Linked DNA regions of Mus musculus: region 2 is linked to region 1. Evidence: chromatin loops called from intact Hi-C (ENCODE). Cell type or tissue: heart. All regions are shown on one strand. Each heading gives the region's core, and the rest is flanking DNA. Links, peaks and the distances in the headings are about the cores only. Region 1 has its middle 93 kb from the start of Defb41. Region 2 has its middle 29 kb from the start of Tfap2b.

Region 1 (15,812 bases), core at 3,071-11,070:
CCAACAAAACAGTTATGATTTTGTTTTGACTCCATTTTCCCTGCTGCAATTTGTGTACATTTTCATTTCTTCCTAAATAATAATCAGTTTCAGTATCAGAATTAGATAATAGATTTAGATGAGAATTTCCACTAGGGACTCCCATGAGTGTTAAAATTATTTTTTTCTGCCTTTGACTTTTTCAGCTTCTTGTTGGGTCTTCCAAAGTGCGATCATGCTAGATCCATTTTTGTGAGTGCTCCATAGCCCCAGTAATAGTGTCAGGCCTTGGGACCTCCCCTTGAGCTAGATCCCTCTATCTTTAAATAGATAAAGGCCTGTTGATGGACCGTCTTTCCCTCAGGCTCCTCTTCATTTCCATCCCTGTAACTCTTTCAGACATGAAAAATTATGGGTCAGAGGTGTGACTGTAGAATGACAAACCCTTCTCTCACTTGATGTCCTGTCTTCCTGTTGGAGGTAGACTCTGTAATTTCCCTCTCCCTACTGTTGGGCATTTCATCTAAGGTCCCTCCCTTTGAGTCCTGGGGGTCTCTCACCTCCCAGGACTCTGGTGCATTCTGGATAGTCCCCTGCAACCTCCTACCTCCTGAGGTTGTCTGTTTCCACTCACTCCCCTGGCCCTCAGGTCTTCAGTCCTTTTCCCTCACTCAACACCAGATCATGTTACCCTCTCCCACCCATTCCCCCTACCCCACCCACTCTCCCTCCCAGATCCCTCCCTCCCTCCCCACTTGTGATTGGTTTCTTCTCCCTCCCAAGTGGGACTTGTGACACTTCAGCTTGCTGACCTTTTTGAGTTCTGTGAACTGAATCTTGGGTGTTCTGTACTTTTTTTTTTTTTAATATCCACTTATTAGTGAGTACATAACATTCATGTCCTTTCGGGTTTGAGTTACCTCACTCAAGATGATATTTTCTAGTTCTATCCATTTGTCTACAAAACTCAGGATGTCCTCGTTCCTAATAGCTGAGTAGTATTCCATTGTATAAATGAACCACACATCTGTTGTTGAATTAGCAGAAGACTGAAAAAAGCTGAGGACGGTGACCTTGTAGGAGAACCAACAGTCTCAATTAATCTGGATCCCTGAGATCTCTCAAACACTGGACCACCAAAGAGGCAGCATTTACCAGCTGAAATGAGGCCACCGACACACATACAGTAGAGGACTTCTAGGTCTGTGTTCATTCAGAGAGGATGCACCTAACCCTCAAGAGACTGGAAGCCCAGGTCATTTAGAGGTCAGACTTTGTTGGGGGTGGGTACATCCATATGGAGATGGGGGCAGGGGGTGGAAAGGAGGAATGGGATGTGGAGCTGTAGGAGACTGGATGGATGGGGTGGATAAAATTCGGAGTGTAAAATAAATTAATTAATTAAAAAAGAAAAAAATAATATTTTCTTGCCATGTATACATTCTCAGTATCAACTTACAGCATCAATTATGGAACTTTATTTTTTAACTGTCTATTTTTAAGTGTTTGCACATGAAGGGGAAGGATCAAGTAGGTCTATGATTCACAGTACAATTTCTCTTGGGACTGAGTCATGTCTCTGGAGATAAGTCCTTTTCAAGAAGAAGAATGAGTATACATACAGAAGTAAAGTTAGTGAAAGAAATGATGGTAGGAGGTTTAATGATAGTTTCCCCTGATATTTAACCTGTTCATAATTATTCATTTTAAAAGTGCTGTTCTTTGCTTATTCCCCTTTAGACTTCAGCAATTTGGATATATGCTCTATCACAATTAATCTGAATACACAAAAGAATGATAACTGTTAGAGTAAAGGCAAAGTAGTAAGGTTTAGGACAAAACCAAGAGCAGAGAGACAATATGGATAGAGATAGAAATAGAGATAGAGATAGAGATAGAGATAGAGATAGAGATAGAGATAGAGATAGAGAGATAGAGAGATGATATAGATATAGATATTGATAGAGAGAGAGATATAGTCGTACAATATAAATAACTGTCATCCTGAATATTTCCATCACCTCTGTCTCATAGGACCTTCATATAATTTCTGCAGTGTTACAATAGAATCACTCCTCTGAGAAATCTCATACTGTGAGAATGCACTGGAGTAATTGAGCTGGCAGATGGTCTTAATATAAGAAATATATTGATACAACTACCACTTACCTTCTTGAGCGATGAAGCTGATAAAAGACAGAGTAGAGCAGAGAGTATATGAGGGGAAAGCAAACCGGCTGCTTAGTCACCTGCTGTGGGAGTTAGTCAACACAATATAAGCTACCTCATTCACTTTGATTAATTTTTTCCTCTGGTGGTATTCTTTTATTCTCATCTTATTGTTCAAGATATTTACTTCGCTGGGGTTATTTTCCATTTGTTGATATGAAGTATCAAGTCCCACATTTTATTTGTAGCCTGAACATAACGCCCTTTGCCTAACTTTACCTGTTCCCATGACCATGGTTTCCCATTCATGTGTAAGCTCAGTCTCACTAGAACCTGTTTCAATCATTTCACTTATTTCATTCCTCTGAACTTGGCACACAGGAGATAGTCCAATGAGCATATTCTGAAGTGAATGGGACTATTTACTAGTGGCTGTACCTCCTCCTGAGCTTTGTAGACCTGGATAATTTCCTCACTTCAATATATTAGCTTGTTTACTTCCTTCTAGAGGTGATCTTTAAGCAATTAGCTATGTTGTGTTTGGCTGATATGTCAAGCACATATAGCCGTAGTTACCTCAATTAATTATCCCTTCAAAGGGTGACTGCTATTTCTACAAGCTCTTCGAGTAGGAAAATATAACTATTGAATTCAGAAATACTTGGGTTTAAATGCCAGTTTCCAGAGAGATTAATGGTGTGAGCATGTATAAGTTGCTAAACATCACCATGGTTAAATTCCCTTACTTGTTTATTTGGGTGGGGGTGGGGGGGTGAGACAGGGTTTCTCTGTATAGCCCGGGCTGTCCTGGAACTCACTCTGTAGACCAGGCCGGCCTCAAACTTAGAAATCCTCCTGCCTCTGCCTCCCAAGTGCTGGGATTAAATGTGTGTGCTACCACTGCCCTTCCCTCCCTTACTTGTTTTAATATCTGCCTTCTGGAATGACTGAAGCACAGTATCACTGATGAGAAATCTGTACCAACTTCTGTAGCATAGGACAGCTCATCCTAAATCATCTAACAATACTGTGCATAGGCGTCACTGTGCCAAAATGCACTGCGCCTAATTATCTAATGATGTAGCTTCTCTCATTAATTTAAACCAAAAACATACTCAATGAAAACAAACTCATGTTGGGCTCCAAAATGTATTGAAGTATTCATTTCAAATCTCCTAATTAGAACTGTACAGATTTAGAGTAAATGCTAAAACTAATGAATTTGATAGCCCCTGTGATTTCCCTAACACATCTACAATGAACTGATATTATTTAACACATCATTGAAGTGAAAAGAATATGAAGCCAGAGTCTTCTGGTAACTAGTGATGCTCCACAAAGTGCCTGAATCCATCTGGCTTTCTCTTTGTCTGTATACAGAGCCTCACATTTCAACAGTTAAAGACCTATAGGTTAAAGTAAGCGAATCACGCACAAGAAGTGATTTTTACTCTAATTCCAGGAAGAAGTTTTAAAAAGAAGCCAGCTATAATTCTTTTAACATAATATTTGCTATTTTTCTTTATTCAATTCTTCATTCTTTGGAAAGACTATTATTGTATAATGTGTACTGATTCAGTTGATTGTTGTGCATATGAAACTAATCTTCTCTCTCAAGCACCTTATATTCTAATGAAGAAGGGAACCTTTATAGTAAATAAAATTATATGGTTGCATGTATTTTAAAATGCAGATTAAATGTATTTTAATTTGACATATTCAATTCAGAAACAAAGAATGAGTTAAAGTCCTCAAATAGCAGCAAGTTACTCACATCTATAATTCAAATATTATTTTATTTTAAATGTTTGTTATTTTGAATTTTTAGTGAGTGGGGTGACTTTTAAGTTTTTTTAAAATTCCTTTATCGCTGATAAATCATTTTCTCGCACTGTCAGCAGAGACACAAGCCAATTACTATATTGTATGAGTATACATAGTTCAGATGCTAAACCTTTTGCTCCTAAGTTGAAGAGGATATCCTTTCACAGTATGAGGGTTCTCATATATAATAAGAGCAGCAGAAATGATAAATCATAGAAGTACAGTATCAAACACAAGCTGGGGTTCGACAGCATTTCTCATTGTACGGAGCTGTTCACATGATGTTTCCCTGGAGGTACAAATCATGACCTTTGTTTTGATTTTACACGATATAAACTAAGAGTCTAAGAAGCTGTAATTTCCAGGATTCTGGAGTGGGAAGTGATATCCTGTAGAAACAAGGTAACAAGAATCAAGGTTCTTTCAGCTCTATAACCACAGGCCAGTCTCTGTATAACACAGTGGTATGTCCAGTTTCTATAACAGATAGCTCCGTGATCAACTATAGAGAGTATCAGTCTATTTTGATCTCCTGTTTTAGAGGTTTCAATTTGTGGTATTTAACTGTGCTCTGGGGTCTGGGATAGATCCCAGCACTTTGGATGTGGAGACAAGAGAATGAAGATTTAAAAATTGCCTTCAGCTACAGAGTAAATATACATGACTTAGGGTGTAGGAGACTCTGTCACACACAAACAAACTAGCAAGCAAACAAACAAACAAAAATGAAATTTTTGGTAGATAAGCTGTTCATATCATAGTGTTGAAAAAGAGATAAAACACCAGTTTTTCAATAATACTTTTAAAACAACGATGCTAAGATGCCTCAAAGTCTCCCATGAGTCTCCACATCTGAAGATTTTATCACCTTCCTATAGAGGCAAACTCAAGTCCAAAACTTAAGTATATGCATCTACCTTGGGGAGGCATTCCAAAAGTCCTTTCTAATCAGACTTTTCATGTCTGAAGGCTACATGTCAGCAAGCGTCTGGCCCCACTTGGGTAGTTCTAGGACTATGTTACCAATAGCAACCTTACACTCTGACCTCTGACATCCCCATTGTAACAGAAACTTATCAGTCCCAGTCCATCAGTCTTTCTTCGTTGATTTTTCAGATCATCTCCACATGATATAGTTACTGCTATGTTTACCCAAGAACCCTGAAGTCTAGAGGTTCAGTGAGTGGCTTAAAGTGGCAGAATTGAAATTTGGGCATTTTATCTCCAGATCTGTGTTCTTCTTTACTGAACTAAATTATGATCTTGGGCAGAAATGTACAAAAGCATTATTGTGCACCAAAGTGTATATTAAACTTCCCTTTTTGTTTCTGTGTACCATGACCTAAACTTATATAAAGGTATATATTGGTATTTTTCAATTTTAATTTATTGCAGATTAGGTGTTGTGTCTAGAATTATTTCTTCTATAATTTAAAAATAATAATTTTTGGTTTGGTTTGTGTGTGTATGTGTGTGTGTATGTGTGTGTGTGTGTGTGTGTGTGTGTGTGTGTGTGTGTGCGCGCGCGCGGTGGTGGTGATGGTGGTGGTGGTGGTGGTTAAGTCAGCCATAAAACTCCAGGCAATATTTTTCAGGAAGCTTTGTTTAAAGTATTTTAGTGTAGTATTGTAGTCTAAATAAATAAAGAGTTCTCTCCTACCCCCCCCCTCGTGTGTGTGTGTGTGTGTGTGTGTGTGTGTGTGTAGATAGGGACTAGCCCAATTAGCTTCAAATCCATGATCCTCCTGCCTCAGCCTTCCAAGTGCTGACATTACAGGCAAATATAATTATTCCCATCATTACAGTAACAATTTTGGACAAAGAAAATAACATACTTATTCATAACACCTACTTATTCAAATATTTTTTTAAACTACAGGATTACAAGAATATATCCTTTAGAAGTTATGGTTCACACATTTTGGTGAATAGCAAAAGCTGACAATGAATTTTAAACTATTTTATGTTTATTACAGATAGATTGTAATCACACTGGAAAAATGAAAGTTAATATGTCTCTAAAGCTTTAAAAGATAATTTCTAGAATGTAAAGCAAAATGGCCATGCTGTAGTTTTTCGTTGTGACAACACTGCCACCTAGTGTTGATATATAACTATAAAGGAAAAATCAACACATTTTGGCTTTAAATCCTAAATCTCTATTCATACAAAGGTTAAAATTAGATAACGCAAACATCAACACAACTGAACACATTGCTTCAAAACACGAAGAAAGTATATTTAATTCCTCTGATCATCATGGAAAAATAATTTCTCTGTTGTCCTAGTAGAAGGAAAAGAAAGAACTATTTGCAACATAAGAATATAATTTGACTCTTTTCCATTTCATCTATTAGAAGAATGGGAGTTATTAAAGTAATTCAGTGTAGTTAAATTGTATCCTTATTAATTGGAACATAAGGAGATGAAACCTTTGTAAATTGGTAAACATTTGAATTACACTCTAAAGAATGCAGATTCTGTTGTACAATTAACTAGATATAGTGTCACAGAACAGGACTTAATAAACATCCAGAATGACAGGAATTCTGTGGGTGCCAACCCAGGCATTTGATGTGACTAGGAGTTGTGTGCTTTATTATGTTGGTTAAATGGTATTTTAAAATTCTTCCTAATAAGTCAAAGGAAGAAAATTGTATACTTCATTACAACCTTTGTCCAAATTGCCTAACAATTAAATTAAGAAGCTTGCTTGTATGCAAGCAAGCTCCAGAACCTGTCCGCCATAACTAGCACTTTCTAAAATAAATTTTAAATGGGCTATTTTGTAGAATGTGTTTCCCCAATTGCACAGAATGTATTTCGTGAAGATGCTTGTGATAGAAACTGTAAATCAAGTTAATATTGCAACCATACTCACTCATATTTGTAATTGTCACAGAACGATATAAAATAAAAGTAATGTTTCTTGGAATGCCTTAGCCTCTCTGTAAGGAATTTATCATTTACTATTTTCACTTCCTGCCTTTCTCCTGCTTTTTGTATTATTATTCTTAAACGAGTTGCACAGCTTTACCAGCCAGTTCATACCTATCACAGAAACGGGGAATACCTTGAGAACTGCTGCTCCTGTTCTTGTGATCTAGCAACATAAATGTGTCATCCACTAAACAAAATAGAGTAAGACACTGTTCAGACAACTTTGCAATAATATTATCTGTGAAGCAGCTAAAGAGCTCTGTATTACTGAAAGTTTCTTCCACTGGGAGAAGAAACGGTCTATTTCAGCTTACAGTTGAGGTCCAGCATGAAGGAAAGTAAGGGCCAGAACCTGGAAGCTGGAGCTGATGGGAGTGCTGTGGAGAAATGCTTCTTATTGGTTATTTCCTCAGAATATTTTTTTCAGCCTGTATTCTTACACCATCTTAGACCACCTGCTCTTGGGTGGTTCTGCTCACAGCGAGTACTTGGACCCTTCCACATCAATTATAAATAAACAAAACAAAACAAAACAAAAATCAATGCCCTATAGACTTATCTATGAGACAATCCTATGGAAATATTTTCTTGATTAGGAGTCCTTCCTCCCAAATGACTATAATTTTGTTAACTTGACATAAAATATAGCAAGCACATGGTCCATAAATTTCGATGCCAGTTACTGATACTGTCTAGGCAATGTGATGTGCATAAAGGTCAAGAATAAAATCTGTAGCTTATCTGTGTTATACAGCACTGCCATCATGGACGTTCATGTGGCCCAGGGCTAGGTTAGTAGATTAATCAGCAACTGTTTGAGTGACTGTTTCATTGTTGACCAGGGTCTTTGCTTGCATTACAACTGACAGAGGACCATAGCACAGATAGCATTGTCAATTCTATGGTGAAACAAAACAAAACAAAACAAAACAAAACAAAACAAAACAAAACAAAAAACTTGAAGCATCTGATATGGCAAATCAGCTGCTGTGTTTCAAATAAGTAGATAGGCAATATTTGTTTCAACGTATGCTCGAAGGATGTGGAGAGATTGATAATCAGTCTCTTAGTTATGGTTTCATTGATGTGATGGAACAACATGACCAAACTAACTCTTCTAAAGGAAAATGTTTAATTTGGGCTAACTTACAGTTTCAGAGTGTGATGGTTTGTATATTCTTGGACCAGGGAGTGGCACCATCTGGAGGTGTGGCCTTGTTGGAATAGGTGTGACCTGGTTGGAGTAGGTGTGTCACTGTGGGTGTGGGCATCAGATCCTCACCCTAGTTGCCTGGAAGTCAGTCTTCCACTAGCAGCCTTTGGATGAAAATGTAGAACTCTCAGCTCTGCCTGTGCCAAGCCTGCCTGGATACTGCCATGCTCACACCTTGATGATAATGGACTGAACCTCTGAACCTGTAAGCCAGCCCCAATTAAATGTTTTTATAAGACTTGCCTTGGTCATGGTGTCTGTTCACAGCAGTAAAACCCTGAATAAGACACACAGATTCAGTCCATTATCATCGTAACAGAAAGTGTGGCAATGGGGCTGGTGAGATGGCTCAGTGGGTAAGAGCACCCGACTGCTCTTCCGAAGGTCCAGAGTTCAAGTCCCAGCAACCACATGGTGGTTCACAACCATCTGTAACAAGATCTGGCACTCCCTCTTCTGGAGTGGCTGAAGACAGCTACAGTGTACTAACATATAATAAATAAATAAATCTTAAAAAAAAAAAGAAAGTGTGGCAATATTCGAGCACATGGTACTGGAAGAGCTGACAGTTGGTTCTACCTTTGATGTGGAGGCAACCAAGAGGAAGCTCTGATTAAAGACTTGTTGGACCTTGAGCACTAAGAGAGTTCAAAGCCCATCTCAGCAGTGACACACTTCCTCCAACAAGACCACACCCAACCCAACAGATCCACACCCCCTAATAGTGCCACTCCCCATGGGAAAAGCGTTCAAACACACGAGTCTATGGAAACTGTACCTATTCAAGCAAGCCACCAGAGCAGGTAAAACATATGTTGTGCAAGTGGAAGGACGGGGGTTCAGTTTCTGTAGGTGCTGGGAGGCAATGGTAGCCCCAGTTTATTCCTGGAATGTGCAATGCAGAGAAAAGGATCACTGGAATAAGCTGGATATCTAATCCAGCCAAAACTCAAGAAAGACACAATGCATGTATATACACTTGCACTCAAACATACTCTACACACATACACATGCATACACACAAGCACAGCACACACACAAACAGAGCAAAAAACAAAACCCCACAATACTAAAGATATATGTGTGTGTGTGTGTGTGTGTGTGTGTGTGTGTGTGTGTGTGTGCTTTGATGGATATAAAACAACATGATTGAGAGGAAGAGTAAAGACATTTATTGTTAAGGTAAAAATTGTTAAACAAAAAAATTGAGAGGTGGTGGGACCCTATAACTTGTATGTATATTTTTACACAGTGTTCAATGATCAGTGCTGAAATGGGTTTACACTGATAAAAGAGAGCCCTTTGCTCAGTTGTCTGTCTTAAGAGACGACTTGGTACTTTCTTGGGGGAGGGGTATAAATAAGCAATGGAATCTCCCAGAAAACTATGTGGGTGACCATAGCTCAGACTCCTAACAATGGGATATAGGGATCCTGAAACATTGACTTCCTATCACCAGGCAATGAAAGTTTTTGGTTACCAACCCATCCCCAAAATCTTGGACCTACAATTTGTCCTGCCCACAAGATGTGCTGGAGCAAGTGTAAAAATTGTGGGAGTGGCCAAACAATGACTGGCCTAGCTTGAGACACAAATTATATATTTCTTCCAGTCTTTGTTAATAGCATTACTGTAAATACAAAATGAACTTATTGTGGTGACAGAAGATATATCTGAGGCTTGTAAAATGGGACTGCAGATGCAGAATTGCAAGGCATAGCAATGGTCATGTCATCAGTGATGGCCATCCTGGGCTCCTGGAGACTAAAAGTAATAAATCATAACTGTCAGTGTTTTACTCTTTAAGAATTCAAGTCTACACAGTAGTAAACATCATGAATCTATTTACTTACTGACTCTCTATTTTTGTGGTGTTGTAGATGAATGTAAGGCCTTTTTAATATTAGCCACATACTTTAGCAATAAGCTACATCCCTCACAAAAGAAAGAAAGAAAGAAAGAAAGAAAGAAAGAAAGAAAGAAAGAAAGAAAGAAAGAAAGAAAGCATTTTAAAAGCTCTGTCTGTACATTTAATTTGAATATGACATTAAAACTATAAGTTATTTTATCCTTGACTTTCCTGTAACATTTCAGTTTTAAGTTTAAAATATGGACATTTCTGTAACTTATATCACTAAACATCCTTTCATTAAACTTATACAATGTTTCTTAAAAAAAGAGTATGAAGCCTATGGGAAGGATTGTTGGCATGCTGGGGAGGAGGGCTGAGCAGTACTAAGAATGGATTTGTCAGTATATTTTCCAGAAGACTTTGTGAAAAACATGTTTATGAAGGAGTTCTGTGCTCTCTTGACTTCTTGTTCTAGCTCTGCCCTCTCCCTCCTGATCCTCCTCTTTCCTCGTTCCCCTCTCCCTCTCCCTCTACTACTCATGCCCAGCCTTTACTCCTCTATTCTCTTTCTTTCTCTCTGCCTTTCTTTGCCCCTACTACTTTCTCAACTCCCCTCCCTATGTCCTGAATAAAATCTATGGGTGAGTATGAAAGGTACAACCTGTTGCTAATCTAGGTGTTGTCAAACCAGAAGCTATATGTAGTCAGAATTCAAGGAGAATTCAGGGAGGTTGGTGGTTTGGTTTTGCTTTTATTTTTATTTTGTCTTTTAAAGTTAGTGAATACTAGCCGGGTGGTGGTGGCGCACACCTTTAATCCCAGCACTTGGGAGGCAGAGGCAGGAGGATTTCTGAGTTTGAGGCCAGCTTGGTCTACAAAGTGAGTTCCAGGACAGCCAGGGCTATACAGAGAAACCCTGTCTCGAAAAACAAAACAAAACAAAACAAAACCTTAGTGAATACTTTGCAAATATTTAAAATCAACAGCCTAAGAAAGAAAGAAAGAAAGAAAGAAAGAGAGAGAGAGAGAGAGTAAGAGAGAGAGAGAGAGTGAGAGAGAGAGAGAAGGGGAGGGGAGGGGAGGGGAGGGGAGGGGAGGGGAGGGGAGGGGAGAGGAGAGGAGAGGAGAGGAGAGGAGAGGAGAGGAGAGGAGAGGAGAGGAGAGGAGAGGAGAGGAGAGGAGAGGAGAGAAGAGAAGAGAAGAGAAGAGAAGAGAAGAGAAGAGAAGAGAAGAGAAGAGAAGAGAAGAGAAGAGAAGAGAAGAGAAGAGAAGAGAAGAAAAGAGAAGAGAAGAGAAGAGAAGAGAAGAGAGAAAACACCAAAGATGGAGAAAATGTCTCCACAATGAACACTGACACATGACAGAGCTAAGAAATCAGAGAAACAATGGACAACAGAAGAGTAAACATTCTAGAGATGGGGGTGAAGCCTGCTCACACAGCTGGATCAGAATGACAGCAGTGTTGCTCATTTAATGGTTTCATTTTATGAAAATAAGTGAAGTTTTAGCCCCGAGAAACTTGAGAGCATACCTCCTTTAATTCAGTGAGAGGGAATACAAAGGAAGAGCTCATGTAGGAAATTTGTTGCATGTTGTCTCTAATACTATTTTTTTATTTTGATATTCGAAACTCCTTGAAAACCTCAACTAACAAGGCCTTGATTTTCAGACGATGGGAATTAACCTTCATGCATGTCTAAAGTACGTTCTGGAACACTGAGACTACATCAAATGACACAATCCATCATAGCACCCCTTCCGTCTTACTTAGGTTTTTTTTTCTGGAAACACTTTATTAATGTACCAATAGTCTGTTTAAAGTTTTAGTGATCAGACTTAGGAAATAAGAACAGTGTATGTTTTAAACATAATTTCTCAAAACCCTGGCTATTTAATACAGTTTGCAACCTTACCATAGAAGCCCCTTGGAAAATGCTGTTTTATGCATGGATTTTGTTGCTTATGAACAAGTAAAATGTTTTGTGCCCTGGCTGTCATTAAATGGTTGACAGATTTGGAAATGGAATGTAACAAGATGCCCATAGTTATCCGAGGCAAGTTTTTCTTCTTCGACAAAATAGAAAATCAGTCCCTGTATGAGTGCTCATCAGACTGTACACTTGGTGAAACAAACTGGTAAGTGAAAGGCCTGAGCCTCCCATTTCTATAATTGGGCCAGATTTGCAGCACACATTCATAAAAGATGGTTCATTCTGTAAAACATGACACGAATGTGATTTTAAAGAGGAGAAAAAAATCATTTGCTTGAAAACAATTTCCTCTGAGCTCTGGATCACTTGTCATGGTGGAGGAAGGTAACCTACTAAAGTGTTCAAGGCAACTTGTATCTCCCTCCATGATATGTCACTTTATGTAGAAGCTGAAAATGACAAAACAAGATTCCATTTGGAGAAAAGGCAAACCTGCATGCTTGGCATGTAGACAGTTGAGAAGGGGGACGATGCAGAAATTGATATTGTCAAAGGACTTTGTAACTGAAAAGTGGACAGTTTATGGAATGATCCTACCATCAGTAGGGTGTGTAATATTGAGTCTGAGAGAGCCAATGTTACTTAGAGATGCAGATATAGAGTCATCAGAGTGTGCAGAGGGAAGGTGGTAAGCTCCCATCTAATGACAGAGAAATTCCATTGTACACTGCCATTTGCCTACCAACATCTCATTTTGAAAACAAGACAGAGAAATTGGGAGGCAGAGAGGTGAGATGTGGCGCCCTGGTTGAGAGAACGATGAGCAGGCATCCTGGAAGCATCAGGCAAGCAGATGGAAATGTGAAGCTCTGAAGGAACAGCAGGGCAGCATGGGTTTCACAGCTGCAAGTGCACTGCACTGAGGTAAAATAGGTCAGAGGCTGAAAGTGGGACAAATTAGGATTCTGCTAAAGTTATTTACTCTTCTTTTAAATACTCAAGCCATTACTCATTTGTCATTTGAAACCTTTTTTTTTTTTAAATTGGAAACCCACTTTTTTTTTTCAGCAGTATTCATGAAGCAGAAGACTATTATCATTAATCATTCTGAGATCTATAAAATCCTTCCCAAGAGATGAAAGGCACTGCCCAGTGTGTCTCACAATCATGAAATAATAACAGTATCAATGATATTTTAACTTCACTTAGGTAGTATAAAGTGTTTTCAGTACCTTGCAGAACATCTTCATAGTTGAATGTTCATTTCCAGAACCACATCACCTAAAGTTGTCCCTAAGCATCCATCACTTACTCAAGTAAGAATCCCATTTGTTCACTGACATGTGCACTAACTGATTATTTCTCATCTCAAGCTTCTTTCATTAGTTAACAGACTACAGCCCATGAGCAACATCAGAACATAACTCAGAATCACAGGAACTCTCTTTGTGACATAAATTGGTTTTTTTATGACACTAATGAGTCTTATAGTTTGATGTTCATGAGCGATTATGAAAGTCTCAGCATCTAACAAAACCACTTGGCACTATGCCTAAACTGTGGTCTAGCTATTTTATTTTCAAGGTGAAATGAGCATCCCATCATGGACCACAGGTATGGCAGTAAAATGAGTCAACTAACACAGTAACAACTCCATTTATGGTGATGGTAGTGGAGCTGATATACACCAGAAGAGAGGGTTGGTTACCAGAAACTCACTTGATATTGGACCCCCACTGACTCCTGATATTCAGTTTTGCTGGTCTTGGCATATGCTGGAATATATAGTAGATATAAAGTAGATTGGGTTTGTGGCTGCTCTTAATGGCATAAGAAGATGTATATTTCTCTCACACCAGGAAATGTGCCACAAGTCCAATTTATAATGGTGCCATAGAAATATAATCTATCAGCACGGAAAGGGTGAAGTAGAATCCACTAATACAAAAGGGCTGCAGTCATGGTAACCAGGTAGGCAGAAAGAAGCTAAAGCACAGGGCACTTAGAAAAGAAATGAGAAGCAACAATGTAAAGATCAGATCTGAATGTGGTTTAGAAATGGGAAGAAGTAAAAAACAGTTAGAGAGGGTACATATTTGGCCAAAATATGTGTTCACAACATAACATGTTGTTTTGGGAACAACAGGAATTCTGGGGAATAAATAACTTACCTGCTGGTAAAACAAACATTGATGGACCTTATTGGAACACAACCAAACCAGAGGGATAAAATCATATCAACAGTGACTCTAAATACTGCTTCAAGTTTCAATTATAACTATAATTTTCCCCATCAAAAGAAAGAGAGAGAGAGAGAGAGAGAGAGAGAGAGAGAGAGAGAGAGAGAGAGAGAGAGAGGAAAAAGAAAAGGAAAAAGGAAAAGGAAAAGGAAAAGGAAATAGGAAATGGGAAGAAGTTGAAACAGGCCTGAAAGGTCATTGGCATCTGAGATGTAGGCAGAGTCAGGGGCATGGATTAAGACTGGGCCTAGAAAGCTCACTCAGAACAATTTTCATTTTTAGTAACCATCTCATTGAAAATGGAAGTTGTAAGTGGCCTAAGAAATGCTACTCATGTGTTATGAGCCCTGAAGTGTCTCTGTCCTTAACTTAAATAGGTTCAACATCTTACTATTGTTACTTTAGGAATGATTCTTGCTGTGGCATGAAGATGAGGTTAACTCACAAGATATAGTCAAGTGTTTAAAAATATTTGCTAATTAGAATTAATGAGATTATTAAATACCAACTATCTGAAAGCAAGGTGGACTATAGACTCCTAAATAAGTTTTGGAGTTTGAACAAGAAAATACATGGGGGTCAAATATTTCCTATCTAAATTTGAAGAGGCATATTGAGAGTTGCTTGATTGCATTCTGGATTTTTATTATTCTAACAAAAGCAGAGTGGGATTAATAAGGAACACAAAATAAGTTATAAGCATTTTAACATTAATTATATATTAAGATATATTAAGTTTATTTATTTCTTATCTTAGTGTTACTCGTGTTTAAACTTAGGACTTTTATCCTCAACCTGCAAAGAACATTCATTATTTCCTTCTTGGTAAGGTGTAAGACTGCTTTAATGTTAGCCTAGTACAGATGTGAAGATACAGATTTTCCTGCTATATTTATGTTTCATTAAGCATTCAGAGAAATACAGCTCCTCTTGGTTATTCACAATGCTAAAATGTATGTTTACAACTACAATTTTCTTACCTACAGACATTACCAGAGACTTCTAGCAGGGAAGTAGACTGTGACAACCCCCATCCCAACACCCAATGAAAGAAATGAGTAACAGTAAATGGTAGAGAAAGGAGTTTCATTCAGCAGAGTCACAATGCGTCCAGTGATCCTTACGTCCATATTCAGGTTACTGAAATGAGCTTCAGATTTAAACAAAAGTTGGTGCAGGAGAGAAAGGGCATGCATAATTCAGCAGTCTTGGTCAATGTTTTGATTTGTGTCTCAGTTTAGTTTGCTATATGGTCCTGAAGAAGTTGTCTTCACTGTCATCACTTAAGGGAGAGCAATCTGATTCTCATGAAATGCTTATTTTGCTCCAGGGTGTGACCTTACCATCATAGATAATTGCCTCATTGTGCTGTAGTCTATTCAGAAAACTGACAGTTGTTTGGAGATACTTTGGGATCCAGGTCACATAGTTATTTATCTATCTTCTAATTTCTTCAATTCAAGATGACTCAAAAAGAAAGACAAAGCAGACACATTTAGAGACAAAGCTAGAAAAGATGGAATTAGGCCAATGGCTAGTGCATTTTTTTCATACATATACACATACATATAGAATAGACACACACACACAAAGACTTCATGAATTTTCTTTCTTGATACATAATTACTAATTTACAATTTATTTTTCACATACAAATATACACA
Region 2 (15,812 bases), core at 4,857-12,856, 820 kb before region 1:
ACTGAATCTTATAAAGGAGAAAGTGGGGAAAAGCATCGAAGATATGGGCATAGGGGAAAAAAATCTGAACAGAACAGCAGTGATTTGTGCTGTAAGATCAAGAATTGACAAATGGGACCTCATAAAATTGCAAAGCTTCCATAAGGCAAAAGACACTTTCGATAAGAGAAAAAGGCCACCAACAGATTGGGAAAGGATCTTTACCAATCCTAAATCAGATAGGGGACTAATATCCAATATATAATAAGAACTCAAGAAGGTGGACTCCAGAAAATTAAATAACCCCATTAAAAATGGGTACAGAGCTAAACAAAGAATTCTCAACTGAGGAATACCAAATGTCTGAGAAGCACCTGAAAAAAATGTTCAACATCCTTCATCATTAGGGAAATGCAAATTGAAACAACTCTGAAATTCCACCTCACGCCAGTCAGAATGGCTAAGATCAAAATTCCGGTGACAGCAGATGCTGGTGAGGATGTGGAGAAAGAGGAACACTCATCCATTGTTGGTAGGATTACAAGCTGGTACAGCCACTCTGGAAGTCAGTCTGGTAGTTCCTCAGAAAATTGGACATAGTACTACCGGAGGATCCAGCAACTCCTCTCCTGCGCATATACACAGAAGATGTTTCAACTTGTAATAAGGACACATGCTCCACTATGTTCATAGCAGCCTTATTTATAATAGCCAGAATCTGGAAAAAACACAGATGACCCTCAACAGAGAAATGGATACAGAAAATGTGATACATTTACACAACGGAGTACTACTCAGCAATCTAAAACAATGAGTTCATGAAATTCATAAGCAAAATGATGTATCTGGAGGATATCATCCCGAGTGAGGTAGCCCAATCACAAAAGAACACACATGACATGCACTCACTATTAAGCAGATATTAGCCCAGAAACTTAGAATATCCAAGATACTATTTGCAAATCAAAAGGCGAAGAGAGAGGTGATAAGAGAGTATCTTAGACTTACAAAGTAAGTGAAGGACATTCGCAGCTGGATCACCAGGGGTAGCCTACTTGTTTGACCTACATGGTGAGAGTACGCATAAAAAGACAGTAAAGGACTATACACAATTACTCTTGCCTTTCCCAATTTCAGATGGTCATAGAGGTCTACAACCAACAAACTATAGATCTGAGACTTCGGGAAGTATGTTCAATGGGGGTGTACTCAGCTGAATGCATCTCAGCCAAAGGAGGCATGCCTCTTTCCTTATTTTCTGTTCTCTGCATGGTATGTATCATGCAGCCATCTTTGACCCTGTACTAACCCTTAAACCCTGTACTAATCCTCAAATCTCGGAAGTGAAGCTGAAGGGCAGAGTGATCCTACACCACGGATGACTGGTGTATCAACTCTGAAATATCCTTGGAATTCTCTTACTTAATGGAAATATTTTTTTCTCATGTGAAACATTGATATTTTGAGTTTTCAGTTAAATCTCCCCCTAAGTGAGGGTCATTACCTTGAGAGATGTAATAACATAGTTTCTGCAGACACTTAATATGAATAGTCTTTCAACTTTGGCTCTCCTGATGCCAAAAATTACATAATAGACATAGGTTTCCTCAGAGGGGAAAGTTAAATTAAGGGTGTTGCTTCCTTTGTGTGTTCTCAAAGACAGGAACTGACAGAGGGTCCAGAGGGCTAATGGTAAAACATTTATTCAGGTACATAGGGGCATATGGAGTTCTCCTATTTCTTTAAAGACATTATTAATTAAGTAGGCCTGGCAAGGAGAGGCTGCTAAGTTTTTAAAGGGATGAACTATGACAGCACATGTTTGTTCTGAAATATACAGAAAATTGGCATTCCGTGTTGGCTACATTTTAACCCTGTCAACAGCTCTGCTCCCAGCTGGAGACCTCTGCTGACAGGTGTTACATCAAACCTGTCTGGAAGTCTGTTTTTCCATGTCCTTTACTTATCTGATTATTGCTCCCATCCCTAATTAATCTGCTTTCATCACTGTATCACTGCTCTTGAGTCCTATCTCTAGGCTTTTCTTACTTAGTCATGGTTTTTCTCCTGCAGTACTACAGAGCAATCTGAACACATTCCACAACTGAGCTACACTCCAATCTTATTTACTTATATATTTATTTAAAAATTTATTCCATATGTATGCATGCATGCCTGGGTGTCAGTGGGTGCACCGTGTGCATCAGTACCCATGGACAACAGAACAGGGTGTTGGGTATCCTAGAACTGGAGTTGCAAGTAGTTGTGAGTCACCTGATGTAGGTGAGTGGAACAAAACAAAGATCTTTTGCCAAAACAGTATATTCTTCACTACAGAGCCATTTCTTTAGTGTCTGTCTGTCTGTCTGTCTGTCTGTCTGTCTATCTATCTATCTATCTATCTATCTATCTATCTATCTATCTATCTATCCATCCATCCATCCATCCACCCTCCCTCCCACCCAAACTGTGTCTTGATTTTGGGTATATCATCTTCTATGTCCATGATATTTTATTACATTTCAAAACACTTGAATTAGGTAGATAAAGGCACACAGAAATTGTAAATGGGAAGCTGAGCTACAAAGATGACACTGATGGAATAGGTCACAGGGAATAAGTTGGAAATTGAGGACTAGAATCTAAGTCTTGTTTTCTCTTTCTTCCTCCTGTTTAGTAGTATAGGTTGCAGTGGATGCTTGGTGTGTATAGGGACATTCAAAATATTATATAAAAAATATAAAAACTGTGTCCAAGTTGGCACATGACGTATCTGTCTTTGTGAGTTACCTTACTTAGTGTACTGGCTAGCTTTGTGTCAACTTGACACAGCTAGAGTTATCACAGAGAAAGGAGCTTCAGTTGAGGAAATGCCTCCATGAGATCCAGCTGTAAGGCATTTTCTCAATTAGTGATCAAGGGGGAAAGGCCCCTTGTGGGTGGGACCATCTCTGGGCTGGTAGTCTTGGTTATATAAGAGAGCAGGCTGAGCAAGCCAAGGGAAGCAAGCCAGTAAAGAACATCCCTCCATGGCCTCTGCATCAGCTCCTGCTCCCTGACCTGCTTGAGTTCCAGTCCTGACTTCCTTGGTGATGAACAGCAGTATGGAAGTGTAAGCTGAATAAACCCTTTCCTCCCTAACTTGCTTCTTGGTCATGATGTTTGTGCAGGAATAGAAACCCTGACTAAGACAAATTGATACCAGAAGAGTGGGGTATTCCTGTGACAATCAGACCATGTTTTGGGGAGGACTGTGGAAGGACTTTAGAACTTCGGGCTAGAAGATCCATTTGGTGTTAAGAGCTCTGTCAGATGTTGTGTAGAAGCTTGGAAGATAACGTTGAGAACAGGGCAGAAGATGGAGGCTTGGCTTGTGAAATTTCAGAGGGAAAATTAAAGACTCTTTTCAGGGTCATTGCTATTTTGGAGTTTGATTATTCTGTGGTTCTGGTTAGCTGGGGCTGAAGAATCAGCTGTGATTAACAGGATACCAGAACTACTAAAGCAAAACCTTTGCATTACTGGAACTATTGATGCTGGCTAGTTGGAGCTAAGAAATTAGCGGTGATTAAAAAGATACCAGCATCGTTGAGGTGACATCTGGAAAGTGTTTTCTGAAAGCACAAAGAGGACGTGTTCCAGAGATAGCCAAGGTTGTACTGCTGCAGCGGGGCTTGGTAATGTGTAAGGGTCACCCAGGTGGTACTGGTTTTGAAGGCATGAAGGGGTCACGCAGAGCAGCTGAGGCTCGGCTCTGTGAGAGGCCATGGAAGGCCATTGGTGAAGGTGCAGCCGCAGTTGCAATTGACGGCCCAGGACTGAAGGGGTCATGCAGTGTTTTGGAGATGCCAGTACCATGAGATGACCACCAAGAGCAGCAGCAGCAGTGGAGTACAGGCATCTGGAGCCTAGAGGATGACGAATGTGCTACAAAGAACATGGCTGGAGAAGTGACCCAAGCCCTTGGAGGAGCCCAGAAGATCGTGAGTTGGATCCCAGACATTGGAGAGTTGGAGTTTAATTTTGCTTTTGATTGTGACTGTGTCCTGATATTTTTCCCTCTTGAAGGAAGAAAATATTTTAGTGGAGCCCACAGTTAAGAGACTTTTAATTATAAAAAGACTTTGGATTTTAAAAGACATTTTATATTTTTAAAGGATTGAACTTTTAATATGTAAAGACTGTGGGACTTTTAAAATTATTTAAGATCTTAGGGATGAATAAGAATGTAAGGGTTGAGGCTTACTAGTGATGTGTTTGTGTGTCAGGTTGACAAGGGGTCAATTGTACTGGCTAGCTTTGTGTCAACTTGACACAGCTGGAGTTATCACAGAGAAAGGAGCTTCAGTTGAGGAAATGCCTCCATGAGATACAACTGTAAGGCATTTTCTCAATTAGTGATCAAGAGGGAAAGGCCCCTTGTGGGTGGGACCATCTCTGGGCTGGTAGTCTTGGTTCTATAAGAGAGCAGGCTGAGCAAGCCAGGGGAAGCAAGCCAGTAAAGAACATCCCTCCATGGCCTCTGCATCAGCTCCTGCTCCCTGACCTGCTTGAGTTCCAGTCCTGACTTCCTTGGTGATGAACAGCAGTATGGAAGTGTAAGCCAAATAAACCCTTTCCTCCCCAACTTGCTTCTTGGTCATGATGTTTGTGCAGGAATAGAAACCCTGACTAAGACACTTAGTAAAATACTTTGTAGATCCATTCATTTTTCTGCAGATTTATGATTGAATAAGATTGCTGTATGTATGTATGTATGTACGTATCTATCTATCTATCTATCTATCTATCTATCTATCTATCTATACTGTGATGGTTTGTGTATGCTTGGGCCAGCGAGTGGTACTATTAGGAGGTGCATCCCTATTGGAATAGGTGTGTCAATGTGGGCATGGACTTAAGACCCCTATCCTAGCTCCTTGGAAATCAATACTCTGCTAGCAGCCTTTAGATGAAGATGTAGATCTCTCAGCTTCTCCTGCACCATGCCTGCCTAGACACTGTCATGCCTAGACACTTGATGATACTGGACTGAATCTTTGAACTTGTAAGCCAGCCCCAACTAAATGTTGTCTTGGGGCCGGGCAGTGGTGATGCACACCTTTAATCCCAGCACTTGGGAGGCAGAGGCAGGAGGATTTCTGAGTCCGGGGCTGGTCTGGTCTACAGAGTGAGTTCCAGGATAGCCATAGCTACACACAGAGAAACCCTGTCTTGAAAACCAAACAAACAAAAACAGAGTTGCCTTGGTCATGGTGTTTTTTCATAACAGTAAAACCCTAACTAAGACACAGATACACACAGATACACACACAGATATACACACAGATACACATACACACACACACACACACACGCACACACATTTTCATTACCCATTGATATGCTGATGGATAAGTAGGTTTGTTCCATTTCCTTGTTAATTTAAATTCTGCTGTAAAAAAAATGTGGATATGCAGGCATCTCCATACTAGGACACAGATTTTTTTTTGGGGGGGGGGGATATGTCCAGTAGTGGTGTAGCTGGGTCATATGTAGTTCAGTTTTTGGTTTTCCAGAGAAACTCCCATGTTGATTCTGACAGTGGTTATACCAGCGTGCAGTCCCACCATTAATGAAAGGAAGTCTTCTTTTCCAAGTCCTCACCAGCTCTGTGATCATTTGGTTTTGTGATAGTAGCCATTCTGAATGGATGATTTCTTCATGTTCTCAGTTAGTAGGCAGAGTGATCCTTCAAGAAACTAGTTAATAAAGTTGCAATTTTCCTTGCATAGCATAGAATTCATTTTAACACACTAAAACACTTCATTTTAAAAAGGAAGGCTAATAATCTTGAAAAAAAAAAGTTCTATAATGTAACTTTACCCTCACCTGAATTTAGACCTGGTTGATTTAGAGTTTGAGGGTCAGATTCTTTGACCTTTGAACTTTCTGCAATCAATTTCCCCCATATTAATAATTCACCATGATTGACAAGTTGTGAATCTCCTCTCTGGAGATATTTATAGGGATAAAAATTCAATATTCTTTGAAAAACAAATTAAGATATCCAATGTAGGTTTATGAGCATCATGGGATGTGATCCAAACTGGTAATCCCCTCAAAGTTTCCAAGTTAGAGTCACAAAACCCTATTGCATCAGAGTTTACAAATGAAGCATATAATTATATGCCTAACAGCTGATGTACACCATACACATGGTGAAGCACTGGACTTATAAGAACTGACTGGAGGCCAGCCTGATGTATAGAGGGAATTTAGAACAGCCAAAGCAACACAGAGAAACCTTGCCTCAAAATAAAATAAAATGGACAGAAAAAAAGAATAGAAGGAAGGAAGGAAGGAAGGAAGGAAGGAGGAGAAATTGGCAGGAGAATAACATGTTTCTTTGGAAGGGCTGTGTCAAGTGCTTAAGACAGACAGGAGGTGTGAAAGCTCAAAACAGGAGGGCACTGGACAGGCCAGTCCGATGGAGGCAGGTCCAAATTTCTTAACTGAAATCCCCTCTTCCCATTAATGTTTACATTTGAGTCAATCTGACAAAATGTACCCAGCATAGAGAGGGGTGGAGAAGGAGAGAGACAGACTGAGAGGGAAAAGGGGAGGGGGAGAGGGAGGGGAAGAGACAGAGGGAGAGAGAGACAGACACAGAGAGTGACAGACACAGAGACACAGATAAAGATAGATATGTAGATAGATAGATAACTAGGTGAGGAGCAGGAGCAGAAAATAGGAGTTAGAATAGACAACAAAATAATAAAATCAAGGAATCAACACATAAAAGTGCAGATCTGGGGGTACAGGCACCCAAACGTGAAAATATCTCAGTCATGGATATGAGTTTAGTACAAATTCTCGACTTTACCTCTATAAATGCTGATTCAGTTAATATGGTAAGTGGGGAGTCAGGCCAGGTGTTTCGTATTTAACAAAGCTTTCAGCAAGAGGCCGTGAAGCAGTTTAGTGCCCATGCTTGAACTTCTCTTGCCATGAATATGATCCTCCTGGGGTTCAGGGAGTGGGAAACACGATGTATAGAGAAAGAATGAGTATATACACAACGGAGTACTATTCAGCAGAAGGAAGGGTGAATGAACTATTTCTAGGGAAATGAATGTTAAATAGAGATGATTTTCTTAAATATAATAAGCCAACCCAGAAAGGCAGATATTAGATTTTCTTTCATATGTGGAATATAGATTTCACAAAAGAGACACATTAAGTCAAAGGGAGGCTGATGGGAGAGGGACAAATGAGACTAAGAGATGAATATGAGCCAAGCATTTTCTGTGAATATATAAAAATGTCAAAATGAAATCCACTATTTTTGTACAATTAGGATATGCTAATAAAAAGTTCAGCAATGAAAAGGCAACCTGGGATTCCTCACATTTTTAAGGAGGCTATAATGGCCAAACAGCTGGCTGTGTCCATAGACAACACAGTGTGTTGGAATAACAGGCATCTGGTGATAAGTTCTGGGTCTAGCCTTTATGAGTCTTGGGGCAAGCCTCGGGCTCTTTGGCATCACTATTATTACGTCTAAAATAAGGGAAGAGAGGGGAGAGATAGTTTTTAGTTTCTCCTCTGGAGAGGGTTTCTATTGTGAAGAGACAACACGACCGTGGCAACTCTAACAAAGGAAAACATTTCATTCATGTTGCTTTTACAGATTCAGGGGTTTCGTCCATTATCGGGTGGGAAGCATGGTCTGAAGCAGGCAGACAAGGTGCTGGACATGTAGCTGAGAGTTCTACGTCTGGATTGAGAGGCAGCAGGCAGAGGGAGTGAGACTGAGCCTGGCTTGAGCTTCTGAAACCTCAAAGCCCACCCTCAGTTCCTCCAACAAGGCCACACCTACACTAACAAGACCACACTGCCTAATAGTGCTACTCCCTGTGGGCCTATGGGTCCTATTTTCATTGAAACTATCACAGGATCTATGCAGGAAGATTTCCTGGTAGCTCTATGAAGCCAGTTCCTGCTTCTAGAAACTCAATAAATATGAAATGTCTACAAACACCAGTTGTTCATAACACAATACCAGTACCAATGGTATTTTTTGCAGCACCTCTCAGGTCTCATAATTTATCTTCCCACTCTTGATGTGCTAATCCAGACCCAGTCAGATAGGCTTCTTTACTATGACTTCACAATGAGCAAAATTAGATTTAGAGAAGACAGGAGACAGTTCACAGGGTTTAGGGGAAAGAGGTAAAGCTCATAGCTCTAGCCTTGAATCATGACTTCATGTTTATTTACAACCTCTGAAATGTGCCTTACTCTCTGGGTGTTAAGGTCCTCGTTTCTGTGATGAGGTCACCCACAGAGCTTCTCTTGGGCATCTCAGTGCACCATGCATAGTGTGAAAGCACTTGCTCTAACAGCATAGTCCTTGTTAAAGCTGGGGTATGGGTAGGAAACTAATTAAAATAGGAAATGCATCGTAGTTTCTAGCCCACTGTCTGAGAGGACAATGCTGAGTCAGAGTTAGAACACTCTTCGCCTCCCCTCCCATCTCTTCTTTTCTCCTCTTCCTTGCCTCAACTTCCCCATTCTTCACTATTTTATTTATGGTCTATTATACAAGGATCAACAACTACATTTGGAGGATTCAGAGATGGCTCACTGGTTAAGAGCACTTACTGTTCTGGCCGAGGACATAAGTTAAGTTCCCTCCAGATCGAATGGTTTATAGTCACCTATAATTTCAGTTCCAGGAATTTTGGCATCTTTGGACACCTATATGCACAGGACTCACACAAACTCTCTCTGTGTCTCTGTCTCTCTCTGTCTCTTAGTCTCTCTCTCTCTGTCTTTCTGTCTCTGTCTCTCATTTCTCTCTCTCTCATACACACACACACACACACACACACACACACACACACACACACACACACACACGCCAATTTAAAACTGTTTTATTTATTTACTTTTCTGTCTGTCTGTCTGCCACCCAACCTATTTTTCCACATCAGGATAAATCTTAGGTGAGACATGCGTGAAAAGTGAGCATTCACCTCATTCTCCAGCAGAGGGCAGTATAATACACTCTGTAGTGTAAACAGACACGGGGAACTGATAAAGCTGCTGAGAAGCAAATCATTATTTCCATTTCTGTTTGTACACAAAAACTTGAGAGTTTCTTGTGGGGAAAAAAAATTTAAGGAAAAACAGTAAGTTACATTTATTGTTGTTATGAATCAGGGCAGAATTTTTTCATATTTGCTTTTATTTTTAAATGTCCATTGGTGTTTGGCTTGCATGCCTGCCTGTGTGAAGGTGTCAGATGCCCTGAAACAGGAGTTAGAGACAGCTGTGATCTGCTATGTGGGTGACGTAAATTGAGCTCAGATCCTCTGGAAGAGCATCCAGTGCTCTTAACTCCTAAGTCATCTTTGCACCTCAGAAATTATTTTTAATTATCACCTTATTTCCCCTTTCAAAAAAATTGATACTTTTAATTACTTCCTGCATTTAAATGCTATATGAGCTGCAGTCCTTTGTGGAACCTGTTTCAGGCAATATAAATATTCTCCTAAATTTATAAACTTATTTAGTAAAGTAAACTTATACCTTCTCGTTACTAAAAAACTCCCCAAAACCTTCATCTTACTAGTTCATTTTATTTGGGATTGAGGAAGCATTTAAAATGAAAACCAAAAGACTATCTCTATGGTTGGAATTCTTTCTCCAAACTCTAATACCTGGATAATATGTTTCCAATGTGTTTGCTGCTCATGCAAACCTAAAAGCATACAAGACCTACAGAATTCTCTCTTAGCCCCCATCTTTGACCCTATCTCCTGTTTGGTCATGGTTGTTCTCAGTCCATCCCACGTACACCTCTCTACCAATAAAGACTCCAGCTGATTCAGCTTCTCTTTATAAAGTTTTAACAAACTCCGAGAGAGTGCCAGCTCTGGAGCAGGTGGATTATATCAAGTTGTGACTCAGTTGCTTCTCAGCCGAGGTGAGACTAATGCTGGAAGTGGAGGAAGCAGTGAATGGAAGAACAAGGGTCCAGAGGGAATTTAGGAACGGTTTCCCAGGGCAAAGAAGCCCTTTAGGTAACTGCTGAGTGAGCCCTTGAGCTGACATCACTTCTGTTACTTTTGTCTGACTGAGAGGTGAGCTCGTGTGGCATCCAGGACTCTCTCTAACCACAATGACTTTGAAGAACCTGAGTTGCTAGAGTGTCTGGCTGAGTAGCTCACTGTAACAAATGCTGTAATTATGCCACTGAAAATTTGGGCTGTTCCAAGAGTTGTAAAAATGGAAAAGACTGTTCTTAGGACTCTTTACTCTGCTAGGTCTCCAAAGTAATGGGAAAATATTATGAAGAATTACATTTTTAGGGGCTTGGTGGCACACACCTTTAATCTTAACACTCAGAAGGTAGAGGCAAGCAGATCTCTGTGAGTTCCGGGCCAGCCAAGTCTACATAGTGAGACTCTATCTAAAAAAAAAAAATGCCGAAAATTTTATAATATAACATTTATAATCCAACAACTTTATTATTTAGCCAATATGTATTAATATTTTAATCCATGTTCCACCATTACAGAAATAAAGAGTCACTAAAATGTAAAAAGTAATATTTTTAAAGAAAGGTGCAGGGGAAAGTGGCTATTGCAGGGTTGAAGATCAGCAGGAAGGAGGTTCAGGGATTTGAGGAAGGGCCAATAAGGGCAAAGTGTATATGAAAATGCCATAATGAAACCCATTGCATTGGGCACTATCTTTAGAAAGAAAAGAAGACAATTTCAGGGAGTGAGTTTTACTATGGAAAATGTCAACAGAGCAGTAGAATTTACCAGAAGTAGAAGACTGTGTTCAGTTTAAGGCCAATTTTGGTTTAAGTTGTACTTGTGATGTGATAGGAATATCAAGGGACCTCTTATTGAAGGATACTAACTAATAAGATGGGCTGAAACTTTCCAGAAATTTCTACCCTGTGTCATTCATGTGACAGTGTTATGCTTTACTAAGCTCCATTTTCATAGTTAAAAAAATAAAAAAAGCAACAGAGAAGTCTTCCTTCCCTTGTGCCTGGCTGGAATGACTTGCATCGGATGCTGATACCCTTCCCAAGGCAACAGGCACACCTTCCATCCCCTACCCCTGTTTCAGAGACGATTACGACATGTTTCCACACACAGGCTGCTCTGAATAAGAACCTTTATTTCACCACATTTCTGCCGGGACCTGGATTTGGAGCCATTCTCATCCTGAGTCAAGAGCCCTCCTCTCCCATTGCAGGGGGCCTGCATCCCTTATGACATTGTTGTAGGTCAATTAATTCACTCAGCAACTCAACTCGGGTTTGTTTTTATTAACACGTTTGATGCCTTATACAATTCTTCTTTTTCCCACTTTGAAGACACATTATGAAGTTCATATATATGGTAAATTTAACGGTTTAGGTGCATTCAGTACTCTTTTTGTTTTTTTAAAGATTTATTTATTTATTATATGTAAGTTCACTGCAGCTGTCTTCAGACACTCCAGAAGAGGGCATCAGATCTTGTTACAGATGGTTGTGAGCCACCATGTGATTGCTGGGATTTGAACTCCGGACCTTCAGAAGAGCAGTCGGGTGCTCTTACCCACTGAGCCATCTCACCAGCCCCCACATTCAGTACTCTTGACTTATATTTCTTTCAAATATAATCAAAAGAACTATGTTTAATTTCTAAAGAATCCACAGAAGAAACAAGAAGCAGATGCCTGCAAATATATTAGTCTTTATTTTTTAAAAAAATCTATAATAAATAAGTGGCCTTCCAGTGAGTGTAGAAACTGTGGTTTTGTGGCACTATGCTGCTCTTTGGCTGATTATCTTTCTTGAGGCCACAGCAACTCAGCTTTTTAAATAAGAGGATCATCTTTCCCATGGTCCAGTGTCTAGGGTTAGGGTTAGGGTTAGGGTTAGGGTTAGGGTTAGGGTTAGGGTTAGGGTTAGGGTTAGGGTCCACTTACTCTCTCTGTAATAACATCTTTTTAATAACATCTTAAGATGTTTATTTCCTAGCTCCCCAGATAGCTCACCATTTTTTCAAATATAAATGAGGGTAGAAGAAAAAAATGGCACAATTGTTAGAAACCACAAGTGTTAGAATGTTAGGAGACTTCTAGGTATGGTAAACAAGTTGGATTTCATCACTTTTGGATTCTAATGGCTTCCCGAGTCCCTTCTGTGGTTATACACAGGATCCTCAATTAAGGCTTTAGAGCTTCGACCCCTTCTGCATCTCCATACCCCCACTTCCATTCATACTAACTTTCTCCTGGCTCAGTAGCCTCTGAGAGTTCTATACACACAAAGCTATTTCCAGCTTCTGTGAAGATCTCATGATGTTCCTCCAATAGCAATGCTTTTTCACCCAGGGCTGCATGTCCTCTATTCACCCTTCGGTTCTTCATTCAATCCAGTATAAAGGTTTGTGCTTCCCCTCCAACATGGTGTTTCTCATGATTCAGTTGTCATCTCACTGGATGGCCGGACCCACTGAGGTGAGAAGAGTACATCTGATCCTCTGGAACTGGAGTTACAGACTGCTGTGAGCTATTATATGGATGCTGGACATTGATACCATGTGTATTATGTCTTACCACATCGTCTCAGGCAAATCAGGAATTGAACTCAGAACCTCTGGAAGAGCTCTGCAGCCACATGTGATCCTGTTAAAGGCAGAGATATTTTTTTAAAAATTTTTTTATTAGGTATTTTCCTCGTTTACATTTTCAATGCTATCCCAAAGGTCCCCCATATCCACCCCCCAATCCCCTACCCACCCACTCCCCCTTTTTGGCCCTGGCGTTCCCCTGTACTGGGGCATCTAAAGTTGGCAAGTCCAATGGGCCTCTCTTTGCAGTGATGGCCGACTAGGCCATCTTTTGATGCATAAGGCAGAGATATTTTGTGCACTGATTTTGAGTTTGAGGATGAAATTGCTCAAGGATACCAAGACCAGAGTTAGAATGTGGGAGCTTCTGCTGATGTTTCCTGGCAGCACCAAGAACACCTTATTCCTATAGCCACAAAGTTATACATTTTGCCATGAATTGAAAGTACACTTTTCTGGGAGCCTCCAGAAAGCAGCAAGACTGTCCAACAATCATTAGCCTTACAAACAAATAAGCAGAAAGTAGAGAACCCAGTCCATTTTTTTAAACACCATGTATTTCTGGCTAACAAGAAACTCGCCCTGTAGACCAGGCTTGACTCAAACCCACAAAGCTCTGCCTGCTTAAGCCTCCTGAGTGCCAGGATTAAAAGTATGCACTACCATACCTGGTCCTCCAGTCAACATTTGGCTGGATGTGGGACATATGAAAATGTGTAATTCTAACTTGATACTGATTGAGTTTTTTTTTTTTTTTTTTTTTAGCCATCAAGTTTCTAACACAGCATGAAGCAATACAAGATTAAGGTGGGAAGATAGCTGTAGTGGAGTAATGATTTCTAACTTGACTAAGTGTAAATACAAGGCTAGAAGGTGAGGGGGTCTATGACTAAAACAAATTGGTACCAGCATAGTGGGATTATTCCTGTGACAACCTGACCATGTTTTGGGGAGGACTGTGGAAGAACTTTGGAACTTTGGGCTAGAAGATCCATTTGGTGTTAAGATCTCTGTGGGATGTTTTGGATTTTAAAAGAGATGGATATTTTAAAGAGATTGAAATTTTAAGAATATGTAAAGACTGTGGGACGTTTCAAGTTATTTAGACCTTGGGGATGAATAAGAATGTAAGGGTTGACACTTACTAGTGATGTGTTTGTGTGTCAAGTTGACAAGGGGTCAATTGTACTGGCTAGTTTTGTGTCAACTTGACACAGCTGGAGTTATCACAGAGAAAGGAGCTTCAGTTGAGGAAATGCCTCCATGAGATAAAACTGTAAGGCATTTTCTCAATTAGTGATCAAGAGCGAAAAGCTCCTTGTGGGTGGGACCATCTGTGGGCTGGTAGTCTTGGTTCTATAAGAGAGCAGGCTGAGCAAGCCAGGGGAAGCAAGTCAGTAAGGAACATCTCTCCATGGTCTCTGCATCAGCTCCTGCTTTCTGACCTGCTTGAGTTCCAGTCCTGACTTCCTTTGGTGATGAACAGCAGTACGGAAGTGTAAGCTGAATAAACCCCTTCCTCCCCAACTTGTTTCTTGGTCATGATGTTTGTGCAGGAATAGAAACCCTGACTAAGACACCAGGGCACTGTCCTAAATGAAGGAGAGGGACACATTAGTCTAACGAATGCAGGTCTGAGAGTGATGACTTAGGAAATCCTCTTTTTGTGTGTGTGTGTTAAAATTACTTTTATTCAGGGTGAAAAATACAGTATGTAACAGATTAGATGACAGTCTGTGATTAACCACATATTTCAAAAGAGCAGTACACTTATTTCTCATCATGGTTACTGTAATATATTTCCTCACTCGGAAGCAAAAGAGGGCCCTGAAACTATGTTATAGGGCAATGCAGTTCATTCCTCAGCAGAACAGTCCTTTCAGAATCTTTTCTGAGCCAATCAGGCAGCACAGGAGTTGACCTCAGTCCCTCCACCTACACAGTATTAACTCCTGAAATGAGGATGCAGTCTCTTCCTACTGGAATATGTGGTCCGTTGTTGTCAGGGACTGTAGGATTGTTACTGGGAAGAAGCAGTGCCACTATGGCAGGATTGATGACTGCTCTAGAAGTTGTAGATGCAGATTATACTGGGGAAATTAACATTATAACTTCATTACGTACCTGTATTTCTGTCATTCAACCAGGACAGAGAATTGCTCAATTACTCCTTATACCATTGGTTATGACAAACAATAAAGTTAAAACAAATATTTGAGGAGCAAAAGGTTTTGGTTTGTCCAATGCTTACTGGGTACAAGCCATAAAAACTGAAAGTCCTGAGCTTGCTTTCAGAATAAGTGGGGGAAAAATTACAAGTTGCGGAGGTGTTTTCTTCAGCTGTGTGGCCTTGCTGTCAGTTTGTGGAGAGCAACTTATTATCTTGGCAACAGCCTTGTTTGTGTAGGGATTTCCATGGGACCCCTTTGGCCAACAATTTAATTATATATAACCCAAAAGATTTGTCATTTGGTGACAAGAGATAGCCATTTGGGACTCTGACTCCCCTCTTATTTGATGATTTCATTTAGATTACCTTCATATGTGTGTATACTTTAGGAAGTTACTACTGTATTAGGTTTTCATACTACCACTCAAATGGCTCTTAATTTTAGTTGTTTCTCCTTACCATGTTCACTCTCTTGTCCCTCTCTTTTGTCCCATTGCCCAATGGATCTTTGAATTCTATTCCCATACGTATTTATTCTATTTCCCTTTTCTAGGGAGATCTATCTGTAGCACCTAGTCCCTCATTCTATACCTAACCTCTATGGTTCTATGGCTTGTTACCTGGTTATCATTGACTTCCATACATAAGTGAATACATCTCATATTAGTCATTCTGAGACAGTGTTACCTAACTCAGGATGACTTTTTTTCTTTCTTTATTTTAAATTAGATATTCTCTTTATATACATTTCAAATGCTATCACGAAAGTTCCCTATACCCTCCCTCTGCCCTGCTCCCCTACCCACCCACTCCTGCTTCTTGGCCCAGGCATTCCCCTGTACTGGGGCATATAAAGTTTGCAATACCAAGGGGCCCAATGATGGCCGACTAGGCCATCTTCTGCTACATATGCAGCTAGAGACATGAGCTTTAGGGGATACTGTTTAGTTCATGTTGTTGTTCCACCTATAGGGTTGCAGACCCCTTCAGCTCCTTGGGTGTTTTCTCTAGCTCCTCCATTGGGGGCCCTGTGT

Evidence for each region. Hi-C counts contacts between places; a loop is a spot of excess contacts. Peaks named below come from ENCODE experiments on the same cell type or tissue, not always from the same donor. Only the 100,000 strongest peaks of a DNase experiment are listed, where the experiment ranks them.
Region 2: it touches region 1 in a loop (16-fold over the local background); 21 of 42 quality-filtered maps call a loop at or near these places.

Annotation. Positions count from the first base shown.
Region 1 is chr1:18,350,399-18,366,210 of GRCm38, reverse strand. No RefSeq gene overlaps it. Among named protein-coding and RNA genes, the nearest start is that of Defb41, 93 kb to the right of the region's middle. In heart, for the core only: a CTCF peak has its summit at 6,075 (motif pointing left); no DNase peak of the experiment used is centred there.
Region 2 is chr1:19,172,418-19,188,229 of GRCm38, reverse strand. It overlaps a transcript of Tfap2d not described here. Among named protein-coding and RNA genes, the nearest start is that of Tfap2b, 29 kb to the left of the region's middle. In heart, for the core only: a CTCF peak has its summit at 9,018 (motif pointing right); no DNase peak of the experiment used is centred there.